3 separate regions of the Homo sapiens genome follow, and all the other regions are linked to region 3. Evidence: chromatin loops called from intact Hi-C (ENCODE). Cell type or tissue: heart left ventricle. All regions are shown on one strand.

Region 1 (8,000 bases), 100 kb before region 3:
TAATGTGGTTCTGAATAAGTTTCCAGAGATGAAAGAAAAGGAAAAAACCTAAGTCTGGAAGTACTGTACAGTGAGTCTAACTAGCATTATTACTCAGCGCTCAAGTATTTGAACCTATTCAGGGATCTGCTCCTTCATACAGTTGCTTATTATTTGTGACTGGGGTGAGACTTGAAAGAGAGCATCAATTCTCCAGTCTGCTTTTGTTTAACAGGCAGTTCCATGTCTGTCTGACCACAGAACAGACACTGTTTGCTGTGGGCTGGTGAATGTTCACTTTCAAGAGCAGGGAGTAGATGGCCCTTCGTGGAAGTTTAATTATACAGAAGAGTTTGAAAAGGCCAAGTTTGTTACTTTGGGGCATGGGGAAACCTTCCTCTCTAGCAGATGTGAGGGGACCGAAGTGTCTCTTTTCAGCAGTTGTATTCTTCTTGCTGTGGACCTAAATTCGATCCTAAGTCATTCTTTGTATGTACATGGCAGATGAGAAGATGAACTATAGACTGGAAAATAACCCTTTTTTGAGGAATTGTGGAGAAAATGTTACCCACCTGTCCCTCCTACCACCATGCAATAAGTGTGGGCTACTTAATACTCTTGAAGCAAGAGTTTAGGTTTGGAGAGAAACTGCTCCTCTGATCTTCTCCTGGAAACCACAAGTGGAAGTTTGTGATTTTCTTCTCAGCTGCCCTGTCCCCTCTCCCTTGGGTTATGACAGGCCGTGTAACTTTATCTTTCTTAGGACTTATCTCTTTGATGAGGTCAGTAATCCTGCTTCACTTACGTCCCCTATACGTAAGATTGCCATAACCAAAGATGACATGCAGACTCTAAAGCATTTCCTGGAAAAAATGAGCTACAGATAGAAGTAAGGCTCGTAATTTAAAAAATCGAACCCCAGAGAACAGCCTGTCTCTGAAGTTAACCATTCCCCCAGTACTTTCTCTTGTTTCCCTGGTGAAAGTGTGAATCTGGGTTGTGGCAGGGGAAGTTCTGGCACTGCTAAGAGGTGAGGAAGGAAGAGGGAGGGCCCAGAGCTGCCCACCTCACTTGCAGGTGTGGCCTGGAAGAGTGCCGGGGTCTCTAATGAAGAATCAAGTTCAAGGGATGAAGAGGAGTTGGCGAAGGGGCACAAAAATACAGCTAGATAGAAGGAATGTGTTATAGTATTCATTAGTATAATAGGGAAATTAGAGTTAACAATTTATTGTGTATTTCAAAATAACTAGAAGAATTGTACTGTTCCTAACACAAAAGAAAAATGTTTGAGGCAATAGATATGCCAGCTACCCTGATCTGATCATTACACATCTGCACAGATATCAAAATGTCACATGTACCCCCAAAATATGTACAACTATTATATATCAACAAAAAAAATCAAAGAGACAATTTAGAATAAGTATGGTCTCAAGCCTAGTGACTAATATGTGGACAAGTAGATCTGCACTAGGGTATACAGGAGGAAGTATTATGGAGACTTCATAAAAAGGGAGATGGGGCGGGGCGTGGTGGCTCACGCCTGTAATCCCAGCACTTTGGGAGGCCGAGGCGGGTGAATCACCTGAGGTCAGGAGTTCAAGACCAGCCTGGCCAACATGGTGAAACCCTGTCTCTACTACAAAAATTAGCCGGGTGTGGTGGTAGGTGCCTGTAATCCCAGCTACTCGGGAGGCTGAGGCAGGAGAATCTCTTGAACCTGGAAGGTGGAGGTTGCAGTCAGCTGAGGTTGTGCCACTACACTCCAGCCTGGGCGACAGAGTGAGACTCTGTCTCAAAAAAAAAAAAAAAAAAGGGAGATGGGGGACATGGTGGGAATTTGCTAAGCTCTTTTGTTAACTGCTTTAAAGAACTCAGACTAGGGAAGGAAACTTCTCTCAAGTTTATTGCTGGTTGTTATTTCCAGACCATTTGTCTTTCCCAAACTGCCCTTGGCCATCAAATCAGACTCCTGCTAGAGTAAGCCTCATGGTAGTGTCTCTTGGCTCACCTCTGTGGTTTTGCTAATTATTTTCATGTATTGACCTGGGATCACAGACCAGGCACCCAAAGGGACAGAGGTGAGTTCTTTTTCTTTGGGCCTCTTTGGATACTCATAACCCAAGTCCCTGTGACAGGTTTTGGAAAAATGGCACATCTGAAGGATTGGATCCGTGGTGCATTTTGTAATTGCTGTATCCTCTTTTCTTTAAGGTCTTGCTGTGTCACCCATGCTGAACTACAGTGGCGTGATCATAGCTCACCGTAACCTCAAAGTCCTGGGCTCAAGTGATCCTCCTGCCTCAGCCTCTGGAGTAGCTAGGACTACAGGTGCACCACCTTGCCTGGCTACTTTTTTAAAAAACTTTTTGTGGAGACGAGGTCTTGCTTTGTTGCCCAGGTTGCTCTCAGAACTCCTGGGCTCAAGTGATCCTCCCACCTCGGCCTCCCAAACTGCTAGGATTATAGGCATGAACCACTGTGCCCAGCCATTTTGTCCTCATTTTGACTTGAGATCTGGGAGATTTTAAAGATCCGTGTCATGAGTTCACTTGACTGGTGCTTTGCACTTTTGAGACCCGTCACTCTCCTGACTAATAGGTCTTGACGGCCACTAATGGCCAGCAATGGCTGGGAACAGCAGGACACTCTCACTTTGTACCTTTTGATCTGGTCTTTATTCAAAGTGGGGTGAACCCAGTAGGAGAGTTGTTGTTTTGGGGATAAAGTCTGGGTGACAGATTCTTCAGGCTGGGTAAGTCTCCTGTTCTCCCCGACTTTGAGACCTGAATGACCTGATTTGGCTGACTACACCTCCAGTCCCCTGGACAACAGCCAGCTCCTTTGATTTTGTGCCATTTAGTCCTTCCCTTCATCTGCTGACGCTGATACTTTCGGGTGAGGTGGAAGGAGAGAGCATACCTGTTGGTGAGGTAAGAGTGTTTTCCTTCAGAGAACCAAAGAAACAAAGGCTCCCTTTCTGAATTTTGTGTTCTGCCTCTTTGCATTTCTGAGGCTCCTTGTGTCTGGCAGGGCTGTGAGTGAGGAGATGAGGGTGTGCTCCTCTGCAGGCAGAAGTCAGCTGTAGGTCAGATGTGGCTTTGGAACACAATGGAATCCAGGGGGAATGTTGGCGAGCACAGCAAGGCTGGGGTGATGATCCTCTAATCTTTTGCAGCGTGCTGTAAGAGTATCTTTAACTTTCGCCGAGACAGGCAGGGCAATGAGCAAAAGGACCTCGGTGTTAGGTAACATCTCAAGTAGGGCACCTGGTAGTACACCTGTCTTGCATGTTCCCACCCTTCCCAACACTTTATCTTTTTGAAGCCATCTACCCTTAGAAAATGAACAAGGAGCCACTGACATAGACAGCAAGTATATTTACTTATCTTTTGGGTGCAAGGCAGTTTGCCCTGCTGGGAGAGATGTGGGATAAGGCCCCAGAGTGGAAAAAAACAAAAAACCTTAAAAATGCAAGAAGGAAGAAAGGTAGGTGAGCCAGCAGGTCCCACTGAAAGGCCTTGTTATTGCAGCAAAGAGGGAAGAGGTGGGCCCAGTGGCACAAATCACTAACATTCTTCTGACAGTCACTAGCCAGTTCTTCTGAGAATTTCTCTGTCTTGAAAAACTTGGTAAAATGGCCAAATGGAGCTTCTCCGAACTAGGGGGAATGCCTGTGTGTGCGTTCGTTGTTAGCCATCATGTTGAACAGTCTGATTTAAGGGAAAGTTGGTCTGTGTACATTTTCATTTCAGCTGTGGTCTTTGAAGGTTCACCATGGAGGAGGTGTGGGTGGATGAGAATAGAGTCTTCTGCCTCTTGGTTGGCTTATATGTAGGTTATAGGTGAATGTGAGTTCACAACCCCCAGCCTATTTCTTATTTGGGTGCACTTTTGGATGACTTGCAGGGCTGAGTTTGGGAAAACCCAGTTACTCTTCCTTTATGCACATATTTCTGCCAGACTAAATGCCAAATAGATAATTGGAAAGAATTTTCTTCGCAGCCCTGGTCCCCAAATTGGTGTCTGTGATTCTTCCTAGGGTCTCATATTATGAGAGTGCACTCCCTTTAATCTTTTGGGACCTCAAGTGGGGTCTGTGTGGACAAGATTGTGCTTCTTTGAGAAACTTCTTGCTGCACACCAGCCAGGGTAAGGCAAGAGTTAGTCCTGTTGGCTGGGTGGTTCTTGGGCAGTTGAGCATGCTTAGCACTTGAGAGGTTTCTGTTATACCATTTGCCAAAAGGGACATCTCTCCGCTGGTCCTAGTGCCCCAGGGCACAAATGGCAGGCTTTAGGAGAAAATGCACAATTTCAGGTTCAGTCTCTATCTGCATTTGTGTGCATGAATGGACTAATAATTGCAGTGCGTTGAACGATTTCTGCATATTCCAACACCTAGAAAGTAGCTTCCTGGATTAGGGAACGGTTCCTAGGTACAGCTACCAAAGGCTCAAGCTTAAGCACCAACACTGGAGGTTAGAATTAGCACGCTCTAGGGAGGACAGCGAGAGGGCAGCTGACACAATGCCTTTATGGGCTATTTTTAGCTTTAGTCAGGCCTATCTGGAGTGGCTTGTGCTTTCTTGGGCACCGTCCTGCATTTATTCCAGGGTTTGTGCTTGTGACTCTGTTTGCATATATGCCACATGTATCGCATGCTCATGGGATGATAAATTGCAGAAATTATGGCATAATCTGTTTTCTAGCATATAGAGGAAAAGATTACACAAAATCCAGCCTTGTTGTGGCGAAGAAACCTAACATATAGATGTAAAATATATCTCCTTGGAGGCCTGGCTTTGTGATGGGCTATGAACGGATTGTTAAACAGCAATGTGAGGGGCTGTTAGCAAGCTGTTTCTAAGAGCATCTCCCTGGTCTGGTCTGAAAAGGTGATGTGTACATATTGTACATTTGAGATAGTTTGCCTGTGGTGTTTATATGTTGGTAGGTTGTGTGTGTGTGTGTATGTGTGTGTGTGTGTGTCTTGTCTGTCTTCAGTGGTGAACTGAAAAAATAAAGTGTTGTTTACGTGCTTCTATGTTAGTGTCTACATTCCAAACTGGGCAATAGTTTTCTTTAAGCTGGCTTAAGTGAAGAGGTGTTTGGTCAGCCACAGGGTATGAATCAACCAAACTTCAAAAAGCTTCAGTGTGTTTTTGATAACACTCTTAAGTATTTAATAGCTGCTTTAAGGATTTGTGCCTTAGTGTACTTGGATGAATAGGTAAATCACCTCCCCATCAGCAAACTAGCGTTTGGGTTCCCACGTTGGCAAAGCAGGGTTCCTGTTATGTGTCTGGTCATATTTGAACTTCTTTTCACATTCAGGTGACATAGTTGAACATCAGTCCGTGCCAGTTTCTGCTACTATTGGGTTTTTAATGGAAGAGAACTCTTTCTTGTTACTACGATGCCATGCTTCTGCTGTGTTAGCAGCTGCTGTATTGAAAAACAGGTGTCTCTTATAATCCTCTGACTGGATCAGTTTGCTAGCCTGGCAGAGTCTTATTGTTATTGTTTTTATTTATTTATTTTTGTCCCACATAAGTCAGAAACTGCCAAGAGATGTTGATGAGTGGGATTAGTATGAGAGGAGATGGCAGCTTTTCTTGGTGGAGGTTTCTGTTACAAGAATCTAAGAGTCTTATGAAGATAGGGCTAAATAAAACCAGGATACGAACCACAGGGGAGAACCGCCAAAAGAAGGGTAGTAAATGAATGGTTCTGTCAAGTCACCTCTCTGTCATTCTTCAAAGGCCAACTTAAAGCCAGCACTGCCACAAAAGCCATCCAGGACTAAGGTTAGCGAACGGTGACCCTTGTTTGGTCCACGATGCACTAACAGACTCTTCCCCTTGTTGCTTCTTACTGCTACTGGAATGGAAGCTTTGGGAGGGCAGGTGTGCCATCTTTTCCAGCCTGCCAGGCAGTCTGGTGCATACTCGTCTTTCTCCTCCATACCGGCTGTCACTGCCTTCCTTCTGGCCCCAGACCTTTCAGTTGTCTCCTCTCTGATCTTCCTTCCTCCATTTTGTCCCCACCCCCAACACAACTTGGAATGATTCTTTGCAGATAAAAATGTGATCTTGTTACTCTCTGTCTCACACCACAGTACCACAGTGTAGCATGAACCACAGCTTCTTGTCACCTGCAAGGCCCTTTACTGCCTACCTTTCTAGTATCATCTCCACATTATGTTCCAACCACATAATGAACTTTTTTCTCAGGAGGACATGGTCTCGCTCTGTGGCCAAGGCTAGAGTAATCTCAGCTCACTGCAACCACTGCCTTCTGGGCTCAGGTGATTCTCCCATCTCAGCCTCCCGAGTAGCTGACACCACAGGCACGTACCACCACACTAGGCTAATTTTTGTATTTTTAGTAGAGACAGGGTTTCACCAGGCTGGTCTCAAACTCCTGGGCTCAAGTGATCCGCCCAACTCGGCCTCCCAAAGTGCTGGGATTATAGGCATGAGCCACTATGCCCATCCCATGTAACAAACATTTATGCCTGGAATCTTCCCTCGATCTTCTTTCTGCCTGGCAGCCAATTTGTCATTGGAAGTCCATTTCTCAAGCCTCCCTGTTGCTGCTGGGCACAGTGTTCCCCCAGCTTATTGAACTTGCTTCTGTTATTGGCAACAATCCAGTTATCCTTGAATTATCATCCACACTAGACTGAAAGCCTGCTGAGGACAGGAGTCTGATGGGTTCATTTTTATATTTCCAGTGTCCAGCTCAAGGTCTGGCACAGAGGACAGCCAATGGCTATTAATTGAATAGAATTTCTTAATCAGTAGGTATTTATTAAGCTTCTGTTACGGACTTAATTGGTGCCAGGCTCTTTGATATGTAAGATAAAGACCTCACACAGTTGACATCCTGAGCAAATACTCTGTGAGGGTTGAGGAAAGAAGAAAGGTAGAGACCTGTGTTTTGAAACATATCAGGACTCCATGTCAGGGCGAACATACTGCCACCTCCCATACCTAAGGGGCTCCTGTGAGGCATAAGTACTGACATGTACACACAGGGCACTCACAAATGCTCTCCTTCTCAGTTGCCTACTTTCTAGAGGGGAATATAGATAGCTGGAGAAGAAGCTTGAGAACCTTCAGGCTGGATGTGCCAGAAACAGCAGAGACAGCCCAAGATAAATGAATGTATTAACTGATCATCCTTTTTTTTGATGTGGCTCAGGATGCCTCTTGGGTCAGGGAGAGAGAACCAGTGGCTGTTTGTTGTAGCTGTGTGCGGTCTTGGCCATAGCTGGCTGTGGTATCTGGGACCCAGTGGCAGGTCACCACCGTATGGGGCTGCCAGTTGCTCCCCCACCCCATTCCTCTAAGAGCTAGTAGGGAGAGAGAACCCGGAAGAGCAGCACGGCTTGCTGAAACTTCTCTGAGGTCTGTGATTGGCCTTTCCATGTCAAGGGAAGAATCCCTCTCTTACTTGAGTCAGCTCTTTCCAGTCTTCTCTTGTACAGCCCATGTTCTCTCCTACCCTATCTGAGATGAAGATCTCTCTGGAGCTCTCATTTTACTCCTAATGGGTTGCCTGGAGGGACTAAACCAGTGAGAATGACTGGGCATACTATGGGACTAGAAAAACAACTCAAAGTTATGTCTTACGGATGGTAGGACAGCCTCAATATTGCTGTTTACAGTGGATAGCCCAGTGACATTTATTTAAAGAGGGCAGTCTTAAGAGAGTGTGTTAGGGTTATGAATCTGATTAAGTGTGATCTGATAAGTGGGAAATGGACCACTTGGGAGAAATCAGGTTACTTTCAGATATAAGCAGACCAAACTGGGCCTTCCACACAAGCCTGAATAGCTCGTTTTCTCCCTATTTCTGTTGCCATTGAGGTACAGCTGGGATTCAGGGCATTAGGATATGTGAAAACTTTTAGCTTCCTGAACCCAACCAGACCCCAGCAAGAGTCCTTTTACAGTTTCCCCGAAACCGTCACAAGTTTTCCTGACCGCCTGCTGGGGGCTTTCTGTTGCAGACCT
Region 2 (8,000 bases), 97 kb after region 3:
GTTTTCAGGTCAGCTGACTGGGGCTACAGTGTGTGGCAGGTCCTGCTTACATTACTGCCAAATTTGTACTAAACAATGTCAAAGATGACTTCTGGGACTCCAAAGTATGTCTAGTTCATAATATTAAAAACTCATGCTGAGTTGGACCGAATTCACCCTTCTAGATCATTAACTCCCTTGGGATGGGCCGTCTTAGCATCACGAAAATCTCCCAGCCTGTGAGAACTGTGGGTTCTGAGCCAGGCACCGGCTTCTGAGAGCAGACACACTGGCTGTCACCTACCCCCTGAGGAGCCAGCCCCTCAGTGCAGGTCACGCCTTGAAAGCTGGCCCCTCTCTACAGCGGCTTAGTAGGTAACAGGTAGACGCATTCTTTAGCTGCTCAAGTCACATCCTGTCACTGGTTGTAAACCCACTCGATTCTCTAGTCTTGCTGGAATCGTGTTGATGACTGCAGGGTCAAGGAGGCTGTGGGCTGGGGTTTGACATCTTTGTTACACATATTAACCACGGAATACATGACAGAGCCAGAGAGCATGCCGGCACGTATATGCGTGCACTCTACATCCCCCGACTACCTGGGTTCTAATCCCAGCTCCCCAGTTTACCGGCTGTGTGACTTCAGGCAACTGCCTTGGGTCTCAGGTCTCTACCTGTAAAAGAAGGAAAATGACAGGACCTATCTCAAAGGGTTGACATAAGAAAGAAATGAGTCTCCAGCCTGGGCGACAGAGTGAGACTCTGTCTCAAAAAAAAAAACAAAACAAAAGAAGAAAGAAATGAGTTAATACGGAAAATGCCCTTAGAATAGCCAAGCATTCGGTAAATGTTATTCATTATCATGATTCAATATTTCTGGCTGTTATTTGGTTGTTTCCCCCCCTCTGTTTGTGTAAATTTTTAATTGGGATAAAATACACAACATTTACAATTTTAACCATTTTTAGGTGTACTTCAGTAGTGGTAAGTCTATTCACAATGTTGTGCAGTTGGTTTTTCCTTCCACTTTTCTTAACCATTCTCAATATCGCAACTACATCCACTTTGTGCAAACATCAGGTTTGTGCACCTTATACGTAGGGAAGGGCCATTGCCTCCCTCACTGTTATCCAAGAACACCTTTGAGGATTCATCTGCACTATGATTTCTGTGGGAAAATACATTTAAAGTGCCAGTCTTCATTACTCTCAGAACACGGCCTGTTTGGAAGTAAGCACTGCTTGCATTTTATGTCCCCTTGCAGTATCTGGCGAGCGCTGGGTCCTCCATGACCCCTTTGGAACCTTTGTATTAATCTTCTGGCTGTCTCCTTTAAGAACTACAAGATTAACCTTTTTGCAGCCCTTTCTGTTCTGGGATTCTTGAATCTGGCAGCAGGTAACGACAGGTCCCATCAGAAACAGGTCAAGATCTTGACTTCCTGCCCTCCCTGGGAGCAGGGCCCACGAGCACCACTTAACACCTTTTTCCCCTGACCCAGCCTCATTCCAGCCTTCTGCAAGTCCTGCTTTCCTCTCCAGGACCTTTGTTCCTGCTTTGCTTCCTATATTTCAGGGCCTAGGGCAGCATGACCTTTTACCTTCTGACCCTTGCCCCTGCTGCAGCATGTGTTTTGTGACGGAGTGTAGGGACTGGATTGTGCAGAGACCCTCTTTGCATCTGTCTGGGCCCTCGGCCTATTACAGGAGGGACCCCTCACCCTTCCTGCCTGCACCAGGGTCCTCCAACTGGAGGCTGCTTTTAGCCCTAGGGCTAGCGTGCTCTCTTAAGCCAGAAGTTTTAGGGGCAAGAGATCCCTAATATGCATGAATGACTCTCACAAGACAGGCAGGAAGTCTCCAAGAGACTTCCTTTACCCCTAGGGAAATGCCATCTGATCTTTGAGATAAGGGGCTGGGAGCAGTTTGATTTCATCTCCAGAGAAGGAAGCCCTCAGTTAAGGGGTCATCTTGCTCTTTTCCCCACTCCAGGGCCTCTCTGCCTTATCTCTGTGCCACCTGTGACCCCAGGCCTTATACATGATTGAGAGGATTACCCAAACAGACCTAATTGACTTATTGGAAATCCAATCCTTTGATTTTTTAATTCACTTCTTTTGTGCTGCTTTATGGAGACAAAGGAGACTCCCCTATACTGCCTGTGAAGAGCAAGACAGTCTGCAGCCCCGACTGTGAGGACTGTGAGGCCTCCTGTGTCAGCAGATGTGCATGTACTCTCTGTACTGATCCCCTGGAAAGGTGGCCTGTTTGAAAGCAGTCCTGCCCAGGCCTGCAGTAATGAAGATTAAGCCTCAGAGTACTACAGGTTACCCATTTTGTTTTGTTTAGCCCCTTTCATCAAATGCTTATAAAATTCTAGGAGCTTACCTAGGGTTTATTGTTGATAACCTCAAACATATGTGAATCATCCACTCCAAACTAGGGCAGTTTTCTTCTCAGGCCCTCCAAGGGAGTTCGGTGACATTGGCACATTGTGGGGATGAATAGGCTGAAATGCCAGGTACACAGTTAGTGGAAAGACTCCAAACCAAGCAAAGGTTGAACGTCAGGTAACTGGAGTAGGGGGTGTATTAGTTAGCTAGGGCCGCTGTAACAAAGTACCCCAAACGGGGTGGCTTAAACAACAGATATTTATTATCTCACTTTTCTGGGGGCTAGAAGTCCAAGGTCAACGTGTGCCAGAGTTGGTTCCTTCTGAGAGAGCTGTGAGGTAGGATCTGTTCCATGACTCTCTTCTCGTTTCTGGTGGTTTGCTGGCAAGCTTTGGCATTCCTTGCCTTGGAGGTCTCTGCCTTCATCTTCACCTGCATTCTTCCCCTGTGTATGTCTGGAAGTCCAGAGTATACTTTTTATAAAGACACCAGTCATATTGGATGTTTAAAATGACCTCATCCTAACTAATTACATCTGCAAGGACCGTCTTTCCAAATAAGATCACATCCTGAGGGTACTAGGGGTTAGGACTTCAACTTATGAATTTTGGGGGAGAGATAGTCAACCCATAATGGGCATAAGAGACCGGGAGTGGTATATGAAATATAGTTTGAATTCCACCTCAAGACCTTGAGCTTATGACTTCTGTCTAGCTCTGTGTATCATTCATACTTCCCACTAATTTTTAACAAAATGACTGGGAGAGGGAGAAAGTGAAACCCAGTGGACTGAGGCTTGAGTGAGCATTACCTCCTGGGCCTGTTGATTTGCGTCTCCCTGGTGACCTTCTTCTCTGACCAGCATCCGTGGGCTTAGGGAAAGCACGGTGGTGGAAATGTGATCCTGGTGTGTGAGATGCAAACTTGATCTTAGCCTTTGCTCTCCCTGGAAACTTATCGGTCAAAACTTTCACTAAAGGCAGTTTTTTGTCTGTTTGTTTAGGTTTACTGGTTATTTATTATTTATAGCATGGTTAAATTGGGTCAAATTTTTATGAATTGTAAGTAGAGAAACTTTTCTAATAAGAGGAAAGGATAAGAAATCAGACCTTTTTGTAAAGAAAATTACCCCACTTAAAGTCCTGGTTTATTTTAGGCCGTTTGGCAGTGAGAAGAAGGGATTATTTGTGTCTGACAGAGGTCTACAAGGAAAAAGGTTTGGGATCAGAAAACACTTCCAACCAGAATGACGGTTCCCTGCCAGTCCTTGGTCTTTCTTCCTCCCTTCCTTCTGTGCCCACATGGACTAATTATGTCTGGCTTTCCCTCCCTCTTCCTTGTATATTTCCCTTCCATATCAAGACCTTCAGAATGAGGGCAATGTGGATAATTTCCCAGTTTTCCAGCTGGGCAGCTCACCAAGAACAAACCCAGACATCAAGGCCAGACCAAAAAAATCTTCTTGTTTTAGACAGAAGACTCCTACATCTGGGGGATTTAATGCACCCACTGTCCGCTCAGTGCATTTCCTGTGTCCGGAGCTTCTCTGCCTGCCGGCTCTGGTCTCGTAAGTTTCCATGCCCTGCTGCCAACTTATAATAACAGAGGCGGCAGGCAGCAGGCTGAGAATGTCATAGCCTACTCCATACATGGGCACTGCTTTGCAGACTGAAACAAAGCTTGCAGGGTCTCATTGCAGGCCTCTCAGCCTTGACAGTGGTTGTGCCCAGACCACCAGGAGCCTGGAATTAAATACCCTCGGATCCAGTTCTCTACTGTTAATGTTATCAGCTTCATCAAGTACTTCCTCTTTGAGTGATATCTGTGGAGAAATAAATAAATCAAGCTCCTCCAAGTCCTGTTCCTGCCTGGATCCTGAGTCCAAAGTAAAATCTGAGTTGGATTATCCAAAGCACTATCACCCTCCTGCATTGTTCCCAAGGTCTGGGCAGGAACGGAGAGTGAAATCTCTCCAGGACATTACATCAGTTCCTCCTTTACCCTTGGCATGAAAGTTCTTCCTCTCCTGGTCCTCCCAGACTTCCTAAGGCCTGCCCTGAGTGCACACCCACACACTAAGCCTTGAAGCCCAGGACATCAAAGAAAGCCTGCAGGTAACCAGATTACTGACCAACGCCTGTGACCGTTTTGAAATTTATAAGATGGGAAATGGATTCAGGAAATGGGATTTTTCAATACATGGTCTTCATCATCCTTAAGTATTTTTAAGCCTTAATAAGCTTTTAAGTAAAGAGAGACATTCTGTAAATGGCATTTAGAAGAAAATATAGGAAAGTTCAAACTGGAACTGTCTTCAATAGTTGTTTACAGTGATCATATTCTGTGACAAATGAAAAGTGGACCAGGGACAAAAGATAAATACATTTCTATGGGCAGCAGAATTGACATCCATATTATCTATAAAAGGAAAGTTTGCCTTGTCTACAAAAGATTACAGATCATTTTAGTTGGTGCCCAGTAAGCATTTCTATGCATTTGGGTTAAAGTGAGGAAGTTAGTGCTTGTCTTTCCAACCTATATCCTTGCAAGGTTAATTAAGCACTTTAAAAAAAAAAAAGCTTTTTATAACAGGAAATATCAAACCTATACAAAAGTAAAGAGAATTGTGTAATGAATCACCATGTACCCATCACCAGTTTTGATGATCAACTCAAGGCCAATCATGTCTTCCTCTGTGGTCTACCTCCTCTCTCCTTCACCATCCCAGATTATTTTACAGCAAATCTCAGATATATAATTTCCCTTGTAAATAGTATCAACAGGCTGGGCGCGGTGGCTCATGCCTGTAATCCCAGCACTTTGGGAGGCTGAGGTGGGCGGATCATGAGGTCAGGAGATCGAGACCATCCTGGCTAACATGGTGAAACCCTGTCTTTACTAAAACTACAAAAAATTAGCCAGGCATGGTGGCGGGCACCTGTAGTCCCAGCTACTCAGGAGGCTGAGGCAGGAGAATGGCGTGAACCCGGGAGGTGGAGCTTGCAGTGAGCAGAGATCACGCCACTGCACTCCAGCCTGGGTGAAAGAGCGAGACTCCGTCTCAAAAAAAAAAAAAAAAAAATAGTGTCAACATAGGTCTCAAAAAAAGACTATAAAATCATAATAGAACCATCATATCACTTGAAAACTAGTAGTTCCTCGGTATCATCAAATAATCTGCTAGTGTTCACTTTTTGCCAACCATCTCATAAATGTTTTTTACAGTTTGGATCAGAATCCAAACAACATCTATACATTGCAGATGGTTAACGTATCTCTTAAGTTTTTTTCAACCTATAGGTTCCCATCTGCAACCTTCTTGTGTGTGTGTTTGAGCAGTCCCTCTCTTCAGGTTTTTTTAAAGAAGTCAGCCATAATTAGTATATTCGTATATATAATATATTATATATATTAGCGTAGGCTTATATATACTATGTAAGTATATACTTATATAGTATTAGTATATACTATATATCATATATACTATAATCATATATAGTATATATGGTGTGTGTGTATATATATACTATATATCATACTATGCATATATAGTATATTAGTATAATCTCCCCCTGTACATAGTTTCTTTTTTTCCTCTGGTTGCTTTCAAGATTTTCTCTTTATTTTTGGTTTTCAGCAGTTTGACTATGGTGTACCTGGGTGTGGTTTTTATTTTACATATCTTACTTGAGATTCTTGGACCTTCGAATTTACTGTTGTTGATAATGTTGTTACCAAATTTGAGGACAATCTAGCCATTATTTTTTAATTTATTCTACTCTGTTTTTTTCTATATTCTCCTTCTTGGACACCAATTACATGTGTGTTAGACCACGTGATATTGTTCCACAGGTCACTGAGGATTTGTTTTGTTTGGATTTCATTTTTACTGATCTGTCTTCAAATTTTCTAACCCTTTCTTCTCTCATCTCCGTTCTGCTATTAAGTCCATCTAGTCCGGTCTTTCATTTCAGATATTATACTTTTCAGTTATAGAATCTTTATTTTGCCTTTTTTTTTAATTCCATTTCCCTTTTGGCAGCCTGTATGTGTCATCATTTATTACAACCATGATTTTCTTTTAGGGCTTGAACTTATTTATAATAGCTGCTGTAAAGTTTTTCTGTTTGTTTGTGTTAACTCCAACATCTGCATTATCTCAGGTTCTGTTTCTTTTGATGGCCTTTCCTCCTTATTATGAGTCACATGTTTGTATTTCTTCTCATATCTAGAAAATTGTGACTGGATGCTGAGCACATTGAGACACTGGATTGTGTTCTATTCCACTGAAGAGTATTGACTTTTGTTCTAGGAGGCAATCAAATTACTGGCCAGTTACTTTGAATCTGTAGAGGCATGGTCTTACGTTTCATTAGGTCCAATCTGTTTCTATTTTGCCTTTTGCCCTTAGCAGATCCCCTTGTCCTAGGGTTTTTACTCCTACATTGTGGCCATTCTGGGGTAACAAACAGCCTGAAGTGTTTACAGAGCCTTTGAACTTGATGAGACTCAAACTCTGAACTCTGTCTCCACTGCAGTAGCCAGTAGCTGAGGTTTCCGCTTAGATCTTTTGATTATACAACTGTTGCTTTTCACTGAACTCCAAAGGGTCTCCCTGGCACTTGGGCTATTCGGTAATCAGACAAGAATTTGAGGAAGCTTTTACATGCCAATTTAATCACTCTCCCCTCTGTGGCTCCCACTGTATGGGATTTGTTTCTTCAATTTTCTGCCATTCTGGCAGCTACCTACTCTATCTCAAGCAACTTTCTGTTTATCTTCTAACTGCCCCTGTGCTGCACGGACTGGGGAGGAACATGCAGCATAGGGCAGTTAGGAGATCAACAGAATCAGGGGGAAAGCTGTTTAAATATGGACCTCACTCTGTGCAGTTCCCTTCTTTCAAGAGTGAAATCCTCTCCGGTTTTTGTCTGCCCTTGATACCTTCAAATAGTTTTTTCAATGTATTTAATATGGTTTCTTTCATTTCTACCCGTAAGAAGGTTAGTTTGGTACACGCCACTCTGCTATTGTTGAACTGAAATTGCCCCTTTCCTTGTTTAGATAAGTGGTGGCAGATCATAAATACTTCATCTTGCTTTTCGTATCTAACCATAGATTCTGATGCTAGTCCTTAGCAAAATATCAAGATACTCCTCATTCCTTTTTACTTTTACGTAGTACTCCATTTTTTAGAGATATATACTATAATTTATTAAATCAGTCTTCTATTGATAGCTATTCCAATGATGAGGCACTTGAATTTATGGCAGTGGGTTATACAGTAGTCACAAAATAAGCCCTTTGCCTTCAAGGAGATGATCTTTTAATATTGTGAACAATATTTTTGTTCAGTGATCATATGATAGATGAGATCTAGTAGAACTTTCAAAAAAGAAAAAAGTCCGCATTTTCTTCTTAACCCTGTGTAAAACTTAAAACCACTATGTCTGTCTCTGTTTACTGACCCTATCAAATTACGGAATTCACTTTATGTGTTCTTCATATATGTATATTATCTTAATGGACAAAGGTGATATGTTTGACTTGCTTTACTTAGAACTGTGGACAATTCTTTGACCAGAACAAGGACAGCAAGCATGCACATCCTTTTGGTGAGACTGCCCTG
Region 3 (8,000 bases):
AAGATTAGGGAGAAAAGACTCGCCCAAAGCAGCAGTGATTCGTGACCAAAGCTGATGAGGGGTTTTATTTTTTCTCCTTAAGTAGCTCTTAAGTCACCAACATCAGGAACTCTTTGTAGAGAAACAAATATGAGTAAGTGATTTGGTGCCAGCCCTCTTGAGGACATAAAATGACTCTTTCTCCTTCCTCCTCCTCCTCGCATGCCTTGCTTCAGGAAGGAACCCTAAGGTGGTGCAGGTTCCCAAACCTGTTATTCGGATGGGTTGGAAGGTTCATCTCTGTTAGGCATGGTTTCCCACTAGATATGAACAAAGTCGGGGAGAAAATGCTTTCCTTTTTCATTCTGATTCCTTCACGCCATTGTTCTTGAACTCCTCAGCTCCCACACTGACTCCTTTCACTTCTCCTATGAGGTGGTAGTGAAGCCACCTCACAAAGTCCCCTCTCTGAACAGACGCAGTTCTCGTTCCCCTATTTACAACTCTGTCAAGCATTTTTCGTGGGGGCTCTTGCTGACCTTAAAATTTGGCCGTGATTCAAATATTCATCCAGGTATCTGGGGTTTTATTAAAGGTCTTTTAGGAACACAAAAGTAGGAATTCCCTGAGAGAGGTTTTCTTCACTTGAGACTCATGGGTTATAAATGAAACTACTGGAATGCCCTGACCAAGTGCTGAGAGGAGCTTCAGAGACCCACAAAAACCTAAAAAGATGTGAAATTTGTCTCTGATCAAATAGATTTTGGACCTTATGAAAGAAAATAAGCTTTTCTTTTGATTCTTAGAGAAAAATTTTTGCTTCAGATGAATCCAAGTGTGTGTGCACGCACGTGCTTTCGTTGGGATCGTCTTATAGCTGTTATTCCAGATACCTGCTTCACAAAGCTTCTGTGATTATTCCTACTACTGTGACGATTCCTGCCACCCCAGTGATCGGGGAAAAGAACTTGAAATACAACTGGGTATTGTAGCATTGGCACTGTGCAGACGCTGTGTAGCTCTCTCATGTCTGGTACTTCTTTGTTTGCTAAAGGAGTATTGAGATTCAGAAAGTGGCTGCCTTCTAAACCTTTATTGTTCAGATAGCATTACTTTGGACCCAGGACAGAGGGCTTATAGTTGACTGTGAACGGGGTGAATGTTATACTTAAGCAGGGAATGTGGTCACCCAGTTGCAATGATTTAGAGTGCTTTGAACATAAATATCTCCCACGATGAATGACCAGGGTGCCTGAAATTCCATTGTTGAGACATTCCTTTTGGATCAGGCATTATTTCCACATAGCTCCACTTTTAAAAGTAAATCATTATGGCAGGAGATAGTTATGGAGAGAGATAATTAATACCTCAAGTCCCTAATATCTTAATGAAAATTAGCTTATCAGATCTCCTGAATTTTTTGAAGTGGAAGGACCGTGGCCAGCACGGAGTGGGTAGAGTTGGAAATAAGCACTATAATTTGCTTAGGGCTGGCCTTCTCTGTGGATAAGACAGATGGAAAACTAGATGGAAAATCCAGGCCTCCTGATTTAGACAAAACATTGTGAGCCTGGAGCTCTGAGGCCAGGATGAGCAGTCTGCTACTTACTGTGCGTGGCCATTGCTCTCAAGACATTGCCATCATCAGTCTTGGCCAAAGAAGGTCAGGTCTCCTCTAGTACACTGGCGATTTGAGAATGTGCAAGTCATCTGCATTTCTTTGACAGGAGTAGTGAATTTGGGAGTATAAATCTGAATCCTTAAGCCTTTCAACCATTCTCACTAAATGTCTTTACTTCAGGGATGATCACGTTTGATCGTAATGCCAAGATCTTGCAGATGTATAAAGGGCATGGTAATCCAAGTCTTGAGTTGAAGTAAGTGGTCAGGAAAATCTTGACCCTTGGGGAAGGAGCTACCAGAGCTGGGTGGCCTATGTGTGTGTGACAGGGAGGAGGTGTGCAGAATTTGGGGGAAAGATCCTTTGTAGTTCTCCATGTGGAATAATAACTTCCATTTATTGAGTGCTTATGGTAGGCGCTTTTCACATGTATTGTATCATTTAACCCTCTAGGCAGTCCTGTGAACTGGGTTTTATTATCCTCATCTTACTGATGAAGAGTCAAACTTAAAGAGGAAAAGGAACTTGACCAGAGTCACAGAGGTGGTAGGTGGGAGACAGGTCCATCCAATATACACCTTGCCTTCCAATAGAAGCCAAAGCCCTATTGCCTAATCTCTTCACTTTAAGAACATGAAGAATAGTGTTGAGTTCCCCTTTGAGATCTGACTGTGGTTAAAGCTTCACAAATTTCAGAAAAACAGAATAACTCACTAAAATAAAAATTTAAAGCTACCCCACAGAAAACATCTACCACAACCCAAAACTTCAGGGTTTATATATCCAGATTTTAGTGAACTATATGACTCTCCCTAGTCCCTTGCTCTGTCTCCTGGTAAATACTGTCCCTTTCAGAGCCCTGGCACATACATAGTGTAATAAGATCAGACCCCATCCCCCTACCATTCCAATGCAATCTAATTGCAAAGTGAAAATCCAGGGCCGTCTTAGATCCTCATCTGTCTACGTCTCTCTTGGTCCCCACTGCTTGATACGCAGTCTCAGGTTCAATACCATTCTCTCTTTTTGTGCTTTAGGTCTCTGTATTGTTTCCTTTTCACCACTTTTTTTTTTTTAATGAAGTGATTTTAAATGGAAAATTAAAAACTTAACTGTGAATCTGGCAGTTTCCTGCTAATGCCTCTTTGCTAAGAAGCTTCATAAAATACTGTATCTTATTCACTTCAGCACAGCTGCTGTGGGCTCTCACCACTTAACCATTCACAATATGTCTGAGAGATTAATTTTTGTAAGGCTGTGGTTTGAGATATCTCCCCCTTCCTTGTTTTACTTAAAATCCTCAGTGGGAAAGCGTGCATGGGGAAAAAAAAAACCACCACCACCCTGGATAAAAGGTACTTTGGTAACATACGTGCTTTAGGAACTATAATTTGTCATTTTATTTTCTTGTGCCCTCTTCATTTGAAATGCTGCAGCCTTTCTGCCAGAAGTCTCAAGTTTGTGTATGAGACTGAGGGGGAAACGAGAGTAGGTACCTTGTGCTGAGACTGTCCTGGGACAGTCCCGTGGTGGGTGTGAGCGTCTGTGTGATGCAGGTATGCTTATTTCTTCATGAAAGCCGCAGGTACTGGTTGCCTCTCGCAGGGTTAAAACTCTTGGCGGCTCACAGGAGGTGATGAAGAGCAAGGGCACGGGAGAATGAAGAAGCAGGAGGAAGGTGTGGGCCAGGGTCGGTTTCGGTGGGGTCCCCACTTGCTGGGTGAAAGCTGAACTGTTTATCCACACATCCCAGCAGCAGCAGAAAGCCAAGGGGTGTTTTCAGGACTCAGCTGCCAAAGTTTCTTGAAGCAGCTCTGCTCAAAGGCATATGCTGGGCTCACTTCTGAGGGAAATTTCCTTTTTGGGGAAGTTGAAGCAAAGGAATTTCCTGTGTGGGCAGACAGAGCTTCCTGACTTGAAGGCTTCTTGGAAGGGAAACAGTTTCATAATGAAATGACAAATTAAAGACATACCAGCCGGGTTCACTTCAAAACAGCTATTGAGAGTGCAGGCAAAGCCCTATTATACTCCCTCACAGAACAAAAATAAATCCCATCCTGACAGGTTTCTGTATGCCGGATTATATCCGTCCCCCCACACCTTTCTTCACAGCCTTCTTCATGCTTCCCTTCCTCCCACCCCCGCCATTAGCTGCCACCAGCTCCATCTTGAACAGCTCTCGAGAGCAGCCGGCAGCCAGGCCGGGAGCCTGTTTCTTGCTCCCTTGCTTTGTGGCTTTGCCCATCCCTGACCTGCGTGGAGGCCTTATAGGTTATGTGACAGCCCTATGCTGCCAAGACACAGAAATGACCTCTTTCCTTCCCCTTTTGACATAAAGCAATGATTGAAGACGTCTTCAGCAATGGGGTGGGGGCGGGCAGTCAGGGGAGAATGCAGCCATTTCCTCAGGCCGGCCTTTAAAATCTTGAAGGCAGTAAATGTAAGTGCTATTCCGGTCTTGGGAGCTGGGTCTGAATTCTTTGCTTTGTTGAAGGAAATAGGGCTCTGTGCTGGGTGGACGATATTCTTGTACCTGAACATGTCATTTTCTTCAGTTCCATCAGCCTGCATGTGGTGCTTTGTTTTGTTTCTGAAATTGACATGATGATGCCTTAGGAACTAAATTTTTTTCTTTAATGGAACAGGCTAGGAGAAAGAAGGATGGCGGTATCATTTGGGGCGTGAGAACAGTCATTATTAATTAGGCTTAAGTTAATGAAATAAAAAAGGCACAGGCTTTGAAATCAGTTGTCTAAATTTAAGGGCCAGCTCTAACAATATACAACCAGCAATGTAACCTTGAACAAGTCACTGAACCTCCCAGCCTCAGTTTCCTTATCTCTAAAATGGGTACAGTCATACCTTTTTCACATTGTTGTGAGGAAATTAGATTATGATTTCAGAGGCACTTTGTGAATTCCTATAAGCCTTCATACTTCTTATTAAACCACTATTGGGATCTCTGGAGACTGAAATATAGTATTAGGCTAAGACAGCAGAATTGTAGAATTTGTAGATCAATTTGGCAAATATTTAGTAGAAGTCTTCTATGTGTGCAGCATGGCTCGACTCTGTGGGGGAAAATAAACAAGTGGAAAGTTTCAGGTGGCCGCATGGTATAGCAGAAAGAATATTGGACTTGGGGCCAGGAGGCCAGGGTTCAATCCTGGCTGTCACTCAGTTGCCTGTGACTTGGTATGAACTGTTTAACCTTGATGAGCCTCAGTTGCTCATCTGTAAAACTGGGAGAAATCAAACTCTATGACCTTAATAAACTCTGTCCAACTCTAACATTGTATAATCAGTTTTAAGAGGTTTTTGCCTTTAGCAGCTGTTTATAGGATTTATTCTAAAGAGTAGGGAAGAAATATTCATTGTATAAGAGCTTGTCTGATGAAGAAGATTGCATGAAAAAGCTACACTTTTTTAATAAGTATATCTGATGTAAACAGGAAAAATGGGTGCTTGCCAGATATGTCATCTATAGCAACTTGTTTTGAGGGGGTCTCTGAATGCTGACATGAAAATGACTAGGATCATGGGTTGAACGTGAGTTTGCTCAAGAGAAGGTTCTCTTGGGGCTTTGGTTTACTTCCTCCCAGCTGCTCCAGGGAACACTCAGGATATTTCCAAATGGCTGCTCATTTAAGCCATTCCCGTTATGGTTCTCCTTGTCCAAATTGGCTTCCATGGTACAGTCCCAGTGTTGACTGGTTCTGCTAATTTGATTCTTTTTTTTTTTAATGTGCTGATATGTAGTTTTAGGACTGCTGCATTATTGTTCCTCTATCTTTCCGTTTGTATTAGTAAAGAACTATTAGCAATTTTGCCTCAGTCTTCTAAGCACGCTTTTTGATTGGAGAAAACCAAGGTACCAGAAAACTTAGATACCATGTGGAAAGTCACAGTTTACTGGGTGTGTACTATGTGTTACTAGTGCTTTAATAAATTTCCTCATTAATTTTATTCTCCCAGCAAGCCTGGCAGGTAGCTGATAGTATCTTTGCTTTACACATACAGAAACTAGGGCTTAGAGATGGTAAGTAATTGGGTCAAGGCCACAGAACTGGCTGGTAGCAGAGCCAGAATTTGAACTCATGTCTGCCTGCTCCAAAGCCTGTGTTCTTTATCCCCTCAGTGCACCCCTACTGTTTTGACTGCTGTTAAATTGACCTTATGCTTAGAACCGAAGTCAAACCCGTACCAGGGCTGCAAAAAGAAACAAAATTAACCTCATAGTCTGCATACTCTCGAAATGGCAAAAAAGCCTGCAACTTTCCGTTGTGGAAAATAATATACCTGGGTGATAAACTGAGCAAACATCACCCTTGCCCTTGCCTCTGAAAGAGAGCCTGTTCTAGTTCATCCTGGGGCCAGCTTGGCCTGGAACCCCACTGGCCAGCTCTGTCCACACCTTGCATATTAGGACAGAAATCTGCCTACCACATTCCAGCTACATAAAGAAGGTGGCCAGCACCTGACTGCCTCTTTCTCCTTGTGAAATTCCTTGGAAATACCATTTGTGACTGCTTGGGCTTGTTCTGAAGAAAATTCAAATCTTGTTCTGTTTAACAAGGATTGATTGAAGAACCCGTAGGCTCAGTGCTAGTACAAAGATAAGCAAGGAAGGAACTCAGAATAAGAGAGAAAAAACTTGGATAATAATTATCAAAACCAGTATTTATTGAGCACCTACTGTGCCCAGTAGAGTAGTAATTACAGGAGGTAAATATCTAAAACTTACATAGCTCTTCACAGAACATACATCTGTTCTTGCTTCTGTGTTTGATTTTATTAGCTTTCCTCTGTACACATAAGCTTTTAGTGTATGTCCTATTATTGAAGTCCAGAGTTTTATTATTTTTCACTTATTTGGGCATAGATAGTTCCAGAATTTACTTGTCTTCCTCATTCTCATTGTTAATCTCATTTTTCTTCCCTGGAGAATATGGACTTTCAAAACTATTTTTCAATCAAGGCCAAAATATTTCTTAAAATTCACTTCTATTTAAAACACAGATAACATCCAGGAGAAAATCTGAGAAGAAAAAAAAAAACGATTTTGATGGTACCTGATTATAAAAGACTCACAGTACTAAGTTATTCTTTGGCACGTGTAGCAAAATACTATGTAGGTGTCATTTCGAGTTCATAGTAAGGGGAGAAATGGTGTCATTTTTCCTGCAGAGAAATTTAATCTTTCACTTTAATCTTTCATTGGCCTATAGCAGCCAGTGGGGTCTTTTAAAAAATTCTTTTCCTTCATATTCCCCGTTTGAGCTTAAGGTACAAAAAAAGAAAATACTCTTGAAATGCTGTGACCAGATCTAGACTGTAACATGCCCCTTCACTCCTCTGGTGAGGAAGTGCGGGAAGGTGGAAGACATTGAGGGGTTGATTATTTACTTCGTTTGGAAGTAAGAAGGGAGGTAGCTCTTATTTGGAATAAGAGCTGTCTTCAGAACAGGTGTGTGCTCTCCTGAAGCCCAGAGCTGTGACTCCCTGGGTGTGTCTCTTACCTGTGCCCTTGGGCAGGTGGCACGGGAGAAGAATACGATAAGAGGAGGATGGTACAGACAGAGGAGTCACAGGCTGAACAGGCTGTCACCGGGGCAAGATGACTGACAGGTGGATGGAATTCACCATCCTTTCCTTTCAATCAAAAAAAAGGTAGAAAGTTGCTCATAAGTAAGTTTGAGTTATATCATCTTCTTCATAGCCGTTGCTCTTCAGACACAGGTGCTGGTAATCAGGAAAATGCAAGGAAACAGCTCTGGGGAAAAGGAACAAGCCTCGTTGGCCTTGAGAGCCCCAGTAGACCATCAGGCCTTGCTTTGGATATTGGGAGGTGACAGTGCCTTCTCACGTGCCTGACAGTTTCCCTGCACCACCAAGACTCTGTGTGACTGAGGCCGTGGCCCGGGTTTCAGGATGGGCATTCAGAGGAAGGAAGTTCCCCCTCCTTCACTTACCTCACGCTTACTAGATGCTGGGTTGCCTATGCCCATGTTAAAGGAAGCCAGATAACTTTCTGTCCCCATGTGATCCAGGCCCATCCTGAAGCCTGGGGGTTCTGAACATAAGTATGGCGGTTGCAGCCTTCCTTCTGTGACTTCTGGAATTCCTGACAGAGAGGGTCATATCTAGCCACTGTCAACCGGATGCTAGACTTGTTTTGTTAGGCCCTTCCTCCTTCCCTTCCTCTACTTATCTTCCAATAACCTTAGGATTTGGAGGAAATTAAAATAAACCTTCTTCTAGAAAGGTGTCAGGGACCCATGCACAAATGTAGCCTTTTTGATGCTTGAGAAAGAATGCCTTTTTGACTTCCGTGAATAAAGAATAAGTCACGGCTAATGAGTAAGTAACAGCACGTGCCTGTGGTCCCAGTTATTCAGGA

Evidence for each region. A loop is a pair of places that touch in the nucleus more often than their neighbours do. Peaks named below come from ENCODE experiments on the same cell type or tissue, not always from the same donor. Only the 100,000 strongest peaks of a DNase experiment are listed, where the experiment ranks them.
Region 1: a loop joins it to region 3, with 2.7 times the contacts of the local background. A loop is called at or near these places in 43 of 110 quality-filtered maps.
Region 2: it touches region 3 in a loop (1.8-fold over the local background); 15 of 110 quality-filtered maps call a loop at or near these places.

The regions. Positions count from the first base shown.
Region 1 is chr12:11,658,823-11,666,822 of GRCh38, forward strand. All of the region lies in intron 1 of ETV6 (ETS variant transcription factor 6), which reads left to right. Among named protein-coding and RNA genes, the nearest start is that of ETV6, 13 kb to the left of the region's middle. RefSeq lists an enhancer at 7,505-8,000. In heart left ventricle, no CTCF peak of the experiment used is centred here; no DNase peak of the experiment used is centred here; H3K27ac peaks cover 4,349 bases.
Region 2 is chr12:11,859,817-11,867,816 of GRCh38, forward strand. The region is part of intron 4 of ETV6 (ETS variant transcription factor 6); the gene reads left to right. Among named protein-coding and RNA genes, the nearest start is that of BCL2L14, 210 kb to the right of the region's middle. In heart left ventricle, no CTCF peak of the experiment used is centred here; a DNase peak (open chromatin) is centred at 3,950; H3K27ac peaks cover 4,769 bases.
Region 3 is chr12:11,762,797-11,770,796 of GRCh38, forward strand. The region is part of intron 2 of ETV6 (ETS variant transcription factor 6); the gene reads left to right. Among named protein-coding and RNA genes, the nearest start is that of ETV6, 120 kb to the left of the region's middle. RefSeq lists enhancers at 111-160, 491-700, 3,206-3,285, 3,296-3,375. In heart left ventricle, no CTCF peak of the experiment used is centred here; DNase peaks (open chromatin) are centred at 3,295, 3,815 and 7,510; H3K4me3 peaks cover 688 bases; H3K27ac peaks cover 3,694 bases.